Linked DNA regions of Homo sapiens: all the other regions are linked to region 2. The links are chromatin contacts, found by Hi-C in ENCODE. All regions are on one chromosome and are shown on one strand. The core of a region is the stretch at or near the end of the contact, and the rest is flanking DNA. Distances in the headings are between cores, read along the strand shown.

The links. Hi-C counts contacts between places; a loop is a spot of excess contacts on that map. Pooled maps may share reads with other maps.
Region 1: a loop to region 2 is called in a map with no recorded cell type, with 10 times the contacts of the local background. The contact joins two enhancer-like sites. A Hi-C loop is called at or near these places in 3 of 37 single-sample maps with no recorded cell type and 4 of 50 pooled maps.
Region 3: a loop to region 2 is called in a pooled map, with 4 times the contacts of the local background. The contact joins two enhancer-like sites. A Hi-C loop is called at or near these places in 2 of 37 single-sample maps with no recorded cell type and 1 of 50 pooled maps.

Annotation. Positions count from the first base shown.
Region 1 is chr2:136,131,663-136,134,766 of GRCh38, reverse strand. No RefSeq gene overlaps it. Among named protein-coding and RNA genes, the nearest start is that of CXCR4, 15 kb to the right of the region's middle. Within about 2 kb of position 1,791, at least 11 of the 41 ENCODE cell types and tissues checked have a DNase peak (open chromatin) inside an H3K27ac peak, as active enhancers do.
Region 2 is chr2:134,738,148-134,740,974 of GRCh38, reverse strand. No RefSeq gene overlaps it. Among named protein-coding and RNA genes, the nearest start is that of TMEM163, 21 kb to the right of the region's middle. RefSeq lists an enhancer at 970-1,189. Within about 2 kb of position 1,559, at least 5 of the 41 ENCODE cell types and tissues checked have a DNase peak (open chromatin) inside an H3K27ac peak, as active enhancers do.
Region 3 is chr2:136,325,709-136,328,864 of GRCh38, reverse strand. No RefSeq gene overlaps it. Among named protein-coding and RNA genes, the nearest start is that of CXCR4, 210 kb to the right of the region's middle. RefSeq lists an enhancer at 1,418-1,547. Within about 2 kb of position 1,329, at least 9 of the 41 ENCODE cell types and tissues checked have a DNase peak (open chromatin) inside an H3K27ac peak, as active enhancers do.

The DNA of each region.
Region 1 (3,104 bases), core at 542-3,041, 1.4 Mb before region 2:
AAGGTAATATTCGGTAAATCAAGTGAGGCCAAACTCTGGGAGGTCAGGAATGCTAAGAGGATGATGGCAACCAGAGGATGATGGTTTAAAAAAAAATTAGGAAAGAAAAATCCAAGCCACTAGAAAGCTGCACATAGCAAACCACTCAGCTCAGTGTTAGAATCTGACGTTGGTGAGTGTTTTCCTATCCTTGAAAAGAGTGCTTTCGGGCTTCCCTTTGGTAGCTGGGTCCCCCACCCCGCACCCCCACCCCCTCAACTTTGAAGTTTTGACTCTCTTTCTCAACACCTGAAAAGACAGGCTGAGTTTCACCTTGGGAAAATGCAAAATAGTCAGCTGCAGTGAAGAAAAAATGATTTGCAACCTCAGTCACAGATTTCTTTGAAACACTGTTGTAAAGGGAATTCTGAAAGGACCACTGACTCATTTCAGACAGTGAGCCAGGGTGAATGTTTAATGTGGTGAGTCGGTGACCGAGGAAACCACTTCTCTTTTGGAGCTGTTCATTCTGACTCTTCTTATCTGGGTGCCTTTACCAAACAAACAAGTATCATCTCTTACTTGGGGACACCTGGTTGGCATTTGCAAAAAGAAAGGAGTTCCAAGAAGAGCTAAAATTATCAACAGCAGAGACAGCTCAGTTTCTGCTATCTACGGGTTCACCCACAGGGATATCATAATCAAGAAGCAAAGTGATCGATTTGGGAAGTGAGGGGTGAAGGAACAAAGATTCATAAAGAACAATGGGATTGGAGGTATAAAATATACCCTGCTCCCCATACCCAAAATGGAAAGTGCCACTTGGTAGGTGGCCATGTGCTGCATAAAACATAGCAGACAGTTAATGTCAACTCAAACCATTCTAGCAAGACATTAACTTAGAGGAAACGCCAGGAAACTGAGAGGTTGGAAGAAAGAAGAGGTGTATTCCTATGGACAGCTAGCTGCGAGGTCATCCTAGTCTGTTGCTGGTACATTCTACTTCAACCTAGAGCTGACAGCGTAGAAAAGTATGACTCATCTCTAAATAAGATCCCTGGACAGACTCATGGAAGTTCTGCTGCTCCCCAGAGAAGATCACCTGGTGGTCATAGGTTTAAAGACCTTACGAGGCTGGCCCATGGGCCGAGATGCCATTGTGCAGGGCAGCAAGGCCCACTTAGGTAAGAATATACCACATGATTGGCCTCACTGTAGAGGCCATCCCTCGCTTGGAAGCCATCTGGAAGTAGATTTGAACTTCTAAGTGACATCTTAAACAGCCCAAGTCCCAGTGATCATTAAGATCCCTGTGACCAAAAGAAGAATCTCTCCTGATCACTTGTGCACTCCTCAGGGACCAGGCAGGAAACATGGGGGCTGGGCTGCTGCCTTGAAAGCAGCCTTTTGTTACCCCCTCACACTGGAGCAGCTGTAAGAAATGGGTGGCTGCTGGCTGAGTGCAGTGGCTCACACCTGCAATCACAGCACTTTGGGAGACTGAGGCAGGAGGATTGCTTGAGGCCAGGAGTTCAAGACCAGCCTGGGCAATAGAGTGAGACCCCATCTCTACAACAAAAATTAGCTGGGCATGGTGGCACACACCTGTAGTCCCACCTACTTAGGAGGATGAGACAGGAGGGTTGCTTGAGCCCAGGAGTTAAAGGCTGCAATAAGCCATACTCACACTACTGCACTCTAGCCTGGGTGACAGAGTAAGATCCAAGAAAAGAAAAGAAGACAAGAAAAGAAAAGAGAAAATAAAAGTGGCTGCCACCCCCCTGCTCACCATCAGCTTCTGGGGGAACCCAGTGAGGCACCCATCTGCTATGGGTATGAGAGAGAACATCAAGCATCTGGCTTTCCTGATCTTAATGTCTCTTCACATTAAGAATGAGGTGAGCTTCTGATTCTCTTGTCCTGCTCCTTCCACCATAGTCTCTATATGGGCTTTTATCTTCTAGAGAGGAGCACGCCCACCCCAGGACTGGTACCCAGCAGGTGTACCACCAATGTTGATGATACTGATGACTAGACTTGCAGCAGGAGGCAGGCACTATTATTATCTCCACTTCACAGATGAAGAAACTGAGGCCCTAATCCATCAAGTAACTTGCCAAAGCCCCTCTGCTAGTGAGCCCAGGTCTCTTAGGATGAAGGGAGGAACTGAGTGTGTCAGAAGCTCTTAAACAGCACTGCCCCCTCCCTGATTCCAGCAGTGTCAGTCTCCTGCCGCTGGGCTCCCACCTACTTGTGTTTGCAGTCTCACTTGTGGGTTCGAGGTCATAACTCTCTGTCGCTCCTCAAGTGCTCGTCACACCCACTGTTCCCTGGTTTCATTTGTACATTGGGGTTCCAACTGTCAGTCCCCAGCCGGCACACAGGTTTCACTTCCCTGAACCCTAATTCACTCATTTTTGAAATAGGGATCTATCTACCAGAGTGGGTGTGAGAAATAAGAAACGGGGTATAAATATAAAGCCTGCAGGAGCCCCACCATGACGCTGTTCACGCCTTAGTGAGCACTTCACAAACAAAAAGCACCGTGATGAGGTATTTGTGTCCTTTCATAACAATCTTCTCTCTCAACTCTGGCTGACATCAGAATCACCTCGAGCATTATTTGAAAAGGCGAATGCTCAAAGCCCCGCCCCAACCCTGCCAAATCAGAAACAACCAAGGTGGAGGTCCTGGAATCTGAATTTACTTTATAGTAAACAGCGCTACCTGTTAATGCAGGGATCAGGGCCAAGCTAACGTTCATCCCACAGGGAGGTTCTATAAGGGATTCCTGCCGAGAGTGGGAGGTAGGTTTAGAGGACCTGAAAGCTCCTCCACAAATAACAACCCCCTTATGTAGTTGGTTCTCGGTTGATAGCTCCCTGCTGCAAGCAGTGTGGTGATCAGTGTACAGAGAAATATTTTTTCCATCCTATTCCACACTGGTCGTGTCCCAAGCTCCACTCTCTGGCAGCCCAAGTAGGGGTAGATAGGCTCTGGGCACCAGACAAAAACTGTATTCCCTTTAGGGCTGCCTTTCCTCTGCGGAACATGAAGATCACTTTTAACAACCACAAAGTTTCATGAACCACCAGATGAAAGCCAATCGTGCTGGTAGTGTGGTA
Region 2 (2,827 bases), core at 310-2,809:
TGTTTTAGTTTCACCATGTTGGCCATGGTTGGCCAGGCTGGTCTCGAACTCCTGACCTCAGGCGATCCGTCTGCCTTGGCCTCCCAAAGTGCTGGGATTACAGGCATGAGCCACCGTGCCTGGCCTCATCTGGGTTTTTGGATCTCAGCCTGAACCTCACCTCTTAGAGAGGCCTTTCTAAAGTAGAGGCCAGACTCAGGGATCTATTCCATCACTCTGTCTCATCGTCCTATTTTAATTCTCTATGTGACTATCGCATCCTGTAGGTTTTCGTGGTTCTATGTTAACTATCTCTCCTCGCTTGAATGTAAGCTTCTTATGCACAGGACCCTCATGTTTTTTTCTTGCCAATGTCTTCCCACCACCAAAATCAATGTTGTCACATGGTAGACAGTAAATACTGGTTGAAAAAATGAACATCAATAACCACAATAATAGTTGCTTTTTGGCAGCAGGTGCTGATTCAAATGGACTGATGTAAGACCAGGTACTGATTTAAGTGTTCACAAATACCATTTCATTTAGTTCTCTAAAATAATCCTAAATGCAAATATTATTTTCCCCCGTTAACTAAGAAGGAAATGAGGCTTAGGAGAGACTAAATAAGGTTCATGGCTACACCTTTATTAGGGTGCGGGGCAGGGCAGCCCCAACTAATCTATACCTCGACACACATCCTATCCTCTTTGATTACAGGCAGGAAAAGCTGATCCACCAAATTAAAGGTGGTGGCCTCGGGCTGACAAATCTCTGTGGAAGCCCAGGGTGAGGCCCCTTTGTTCTGAGCGGTGGCCTGTGTGAGCATTTGAGGAGGTGCTGTACAGCAAAGGCCCTATCCGTGGCACAGTCTTGATGAGTAACAGACAGACGTCTTTAGAGGCTTTGTTTTCACATCCTCTTTTTGAAAATGGATTTGCTTCCTTAAACACAGTTGGCTTCATCTTTTACATAATACACAGTCATATTACTGCCTTTCGTGAAGCCAGTGTCTTCTTGGCCTCCATGTGTGTCAGCTGAAGCTTTAGACTGTCTGACCACAGAAGCTGATGACCCACAGTCACTTGAATGCTTTCTTCTGTTCCAAGAACCGCACCTAGAGCACCATGGGGATGACCTCATGTCATCCTTGCAACAGCCCAGCTCTGGTTACCTAGCCCATTTTATGGATTAGAACCCTGAGGCTCAAGGGGGCTAAATTTGGCACCCCAAATCACATAACTAGTCCATGGCAGGGGTGGCACAGGATATGAACAAAGGACTGTGTACATTCCTACTGCCTATGTATGTCTGTGCAGCAGCCAGCCAAGAGGCATGTGTTATGTGATGCTTACTATTTATTACTTCTCTACAACAGGGATAAGATAATGATGATGACAATGATAACTCCCAGCCTTGTGATAGGACTTGAGCTTCATTATCTCACAATAGCCCCATAAGGGGTATAGTTGGGGCCCCCACCAGATACACTTTAATCTGCCAGGCACCACCCCGTAGCTGAGTGTTGGCTGCTCACAGGTTGCAGCTGCTTCCTTCTTCTGAATGCTCAGCTAAGGGGAGCCACCTTGCCTAGAAATGCCTGCTTTCCCCCTAGGGGTGGCCACAGACAATGAGTGACAGATATGGGGTGCAAAAGTCTGGTGCCTTGTCTCAAGGTTGCATAACTTTGTGGTGTTCTTCATGCTATGGTGGGATCAGGCTGAGGTGGGATCAGACTGAGAGGTTAAAATGCAGCTGAATCTACATTTTTCTTGGCTTCCTTTTTCTTTCTATCTTGCCACTCACATTCTCTTTCTGAGATCACTTGCACCAAGAATCTGTGTCTCAGGTCCTGCTTCTATAGAACTTCAGACAAGCCCTATGAATCCAGAACTATTGTCCATATTTTGCTGAGCGGGAGCGTGAAGCTGGAGGTGGCTGTCCCCACTTCATCTTGTCCTAGAGATGTGGCATGTCTCTGACCTCCTTAGCCGTGTTGGGAGTGTTCATCTGCAGTGCCCCTCTTTGAAACCACTGCCTCCCAAGGACCAGAGGTGCAATCTCATGGGCTGTGCTCCTCTGGGCCCACTCTTTTTTATCTTCATTCTTTCCCTGGCTTCTGTCTCATCCTGGTTGCCCATCACCCATCATGAACCATGGCCATGGGACACTCTCAGACAAGCTGGAGGCTGAGGTAACCATGAATTTGCCTTGCCCAGCATGATTTTCTTCCTGTGCCTTCTCCTGATAGTAATCCTGCCCTCCAGCTTTGCCCACAGTGTGGACACATGACCCAGGCTGAACCAGGGCACCATCCCTGGCTGGTTACAGAGATTGGCTCAGAAATGAGCACATTGCAGGAACATAAGTCCCTGGATGACCTTGGCCGACCCAGCTCTTCCCCTTCTTGCTTTTCATTCCTAGACAGAAACTACTGAAAATCCTGTAATAAGGAGGAAATGTCTGGAGCAATCCAGGCTACATTCTTATTCCTTCTAGAATAGGATGTTCTGCAGTGCTTGCATTCAGTGGTCCAAGTGGTACCCAGGGTATATAAACCCAGGATGGAGTGCTTTCAGAGTCCCTCAGCTAGAGTGTAATGTGAGGCATGCTTAGACTGCATCTGCCCTTGGCAGCATTCCTGAACCCTGGGGAACTGCTCATGGTGGACCCTGGGTTTCTGTTGATTTTTGCTGCTTAACTGTGAGTAACAAAGTTGCTTTTCATAAATTGTGCCAATGTTCTGTCTTCCCAGACTAGACCAAAAAATGCAAGTGGTGAGGGATTGGGGCTCCTTTTTTCTCCTTGCAACTGTCCTGATGGCGTGGGGACTGCTGCAGCAGCCAGGGCT
Region 3 (3,156 bases), core at 80-2,579, 1.6 Mb before region 2:
TTTCTTTTATTCAATCTCCCTCCCTCCTTTCTTCCTCTGTCTTTCCTGTCTTTTCTTCATCTGGAAATTTTCTTTCATTTCTCTCTTCTTCTCCCTCACCTTCTCGAGCAATGTGCTAAGACTGCAATGCACTGGGACTTCCAGGGGTCACCTGGAAACTCCTTGGGCCTAAGAGCCAAGGTTCCACCATAGCTGCAGCTGAACTGGTTTGCCCTCATCCCAGGAGCCATCCAGAGATTCCTATCTCAGCAATTTGCAAATGGTACTAAGGCCTCTGCACTGTTCTCAACAATGGCCCAATTAACTGCCAGTTGCATTTCAACAGCCGGAAGGTTAATTGGCTCACATGACAAGGATGGAGAGTAACCTGCACCCCATTAAATTGGTGTGCTCTCAGTACCATTCCACTGCGCTTTCTGCCCGTTTTCACATGTTCACGAAGCGTCCAAGAGACAAGTAAAAGACCCAGGCTTAAAGAAGAGGAATGGCTTCTCATTAGCGGTCCCATCTAGAAGCCTGCATTTTCTCCCTGTTCTCTGCCTCCCTCCCAGAGGCAAACGCAGGAAGTCATCACACCATTTCTGTGTGATGCTCTGCACTTTTGTCATTTAATGGATTCACATTGTTCTAATTTTTTGGTGTCTGGTCATCTGTGGAAATACTTGCTTTTTATTTCTGAAAAGCTTTGGCTGAGAGGTTTTTTGGTTTGTTCTTTTATAACACACACACACATTTATAGTCTCTAAGACTTCTCAGATAATTACTAGACCGCCGACTCTAACACACTGTTTCATCATATTCAAACTGACTGCCCGGATAGAAATCCATATTCTCTCTCTTATTAAGAACCGATTTCCCTTGAGTAATATCTGCCCTGCTATTTTACTCTAGGTAATATTGATCTTCCCACTCTCCTCCAAAGCGCCTTGCAGAGTGCCAATAATGTTGTAAAAGAAACCTTTTATTAATGAACTCCCCACAGCTTAATTTTGTTTAGATAAGTTAAAAAAAAAAAAAGACAGGAGAAAGGGTGCAACAGTTGACAAACTTTTATTTGCACCAAAAGTCTGGCCACCTGTGGAGTAGTTTATAGGGAGTCGGGGGTGTGGAGTGAGTGGGTGGCACTACTATAAACAAAGCTTCAACCAGCTGCCTGAGAGCTCTGAGTCACACAGAGCAAGCAGGATGTCCCACTAAGATACAGATTGTTTGATTACACCCAGAGACAACAGCACCAAGCCCAGCAGGGACTGACACATCAGGGCCAATCTCTTCACTCACTGTCCCAGCGATGCAGAGGGGCCCCCACCAAGAAAACCCAGGAAGCATTGAGAGTGGCTGTGGGCTGACGCGTCCTGTATGTTTGACGTAAACAGGAGTGTATTTTTTCCCAAGATCAGCCTCTATACAAAGAGATTAAATCAGTCCTATACAGAGGAACTGGTTTTCTCATGCCGACCCATGTTTGCGAATGCTGTCGAAAGTTCTTCAGAATGAAGCTAATCAAAGTGAAAGTGATGACAGGACAGATCGTATTCGAAATCCCAGTGACCTGACCACAGGAGGAGCCCCACCACCGAAACCCTGCAAGGAGGTCAGCAGCAAGACCAGGGCAGGTGCCTGGCAGAGGCCTCCGCATCTGCTGCAACCTGGGCCCTCCCAGCCTCAGCAAAAGGGACTTTGTGGCCACAGCTGCAGTTTATTTCACATTCTATAATGATAGCAACTAGGCAGAAGTGACTGTGGACTGAGCAGAACCATCTTCAAATTTGTTTTTATCCTGGCATAACAGATTTAAGTTAACCAGCTATTGATTAAGTAGAGAACATAAGATAGTTAAACCCACTCTGTGTTCTCCCTCAATATCTACCCCTTTAGTCTGTTATTATGCCAGAAATTCTCTCAACTGGGAACAATGTAATGTTATGATTTTTAAAGCCAATAACACTCTGGTTTACATTAGTTTACCTGAATGTTTGGTTGGATGGATGGATGGATAGATGGATGGGAGGATGGATGGATGTGTCAACCTATAATAAAATATTATAAAATAATCTAAAGAGTCAGAACCACCCATTTGTGAAAAACAAAATTTAAAAGCTGTTGGAATCCAAACTTTCTCTGTTTTTTGTTTGTTTGTTTGTTTGTTTGTTTGTTTGTTTTTGAGAAGGAGTTTCGCTCTTGTCACCCAGGATGGAGTGCAATGGCTTGATCTCGGCTCACTGCAACCTCCGCTTCCCAGGTTCAGGTGATTCTCCTGCCTCAGCCTCCCGAGTAGCTGGGATCATAGGCACCTGCCACCACGCCTGGCTAATTTTTTGTATTTTTAGTAGAAACGGAGATTCGCTATGTTGGTCAGGCTGACCTCAGGTGATCCACCTGCCTGAGCCTCCCAAAATGCTGGGATTACAGGCTTGAGCCACCATGCCCAGCCGGAACCCCAACTTTCAAAGAGTTTATTCAAGTGCAGTTTGAGGATGGCCTACCCGGAAACACCAATTCCAAAGAAATGGAGTCAGAGTTTAAAATACAGAAGTTAAGGTTTCATTTATATAGACAGAGACAGAGGAGTTTTTAGCAGGATTACAGCATTTTTCATAAAGTTGTCACATAGTTACAGCAACTTGATTGGTTATAGGCAGTTTCTTTTTGTAAAGGGTGCATTTGTCACCTTTTACAGAGGGTGTAATAGTCATGGGCTGTCTGTCATCTGGTCTAAGCAAAGCAACACAACACAGGGGAAGTTAGTCTGTAACAATGGTCATTAATTTAGAAGGCAGGAGGTTTTTGTCCTTGAGGTCATTTAATTGCCTCTAGCCATGATAGAGAACAAGAAAAATAAGAAAAATAGTTAATCTATAATCTGAGAAACAAAAATAGCAACTCTATGTGACTCAAATCACACTCACATCTCTCAAAGTGTTTTTTGGGTTCCAACAGCTTTTAAATTTTATTTCTCACAAATGGACGGTTGGATGGGTAGATGACAGGATAGATGGGTGGATAGAGGAATGAAGAATGAGAGAAGAGAAGGTAGGCTTAGACTCCAGAAAATGTAGAACAAGAAAGTAGAGCATGAGATCCTGCCAAACAGGACACATTTTGGAGGAATGCGGAGAATGGCTAAGAGATGAAAATCCGGGGAGTGGGGGACAA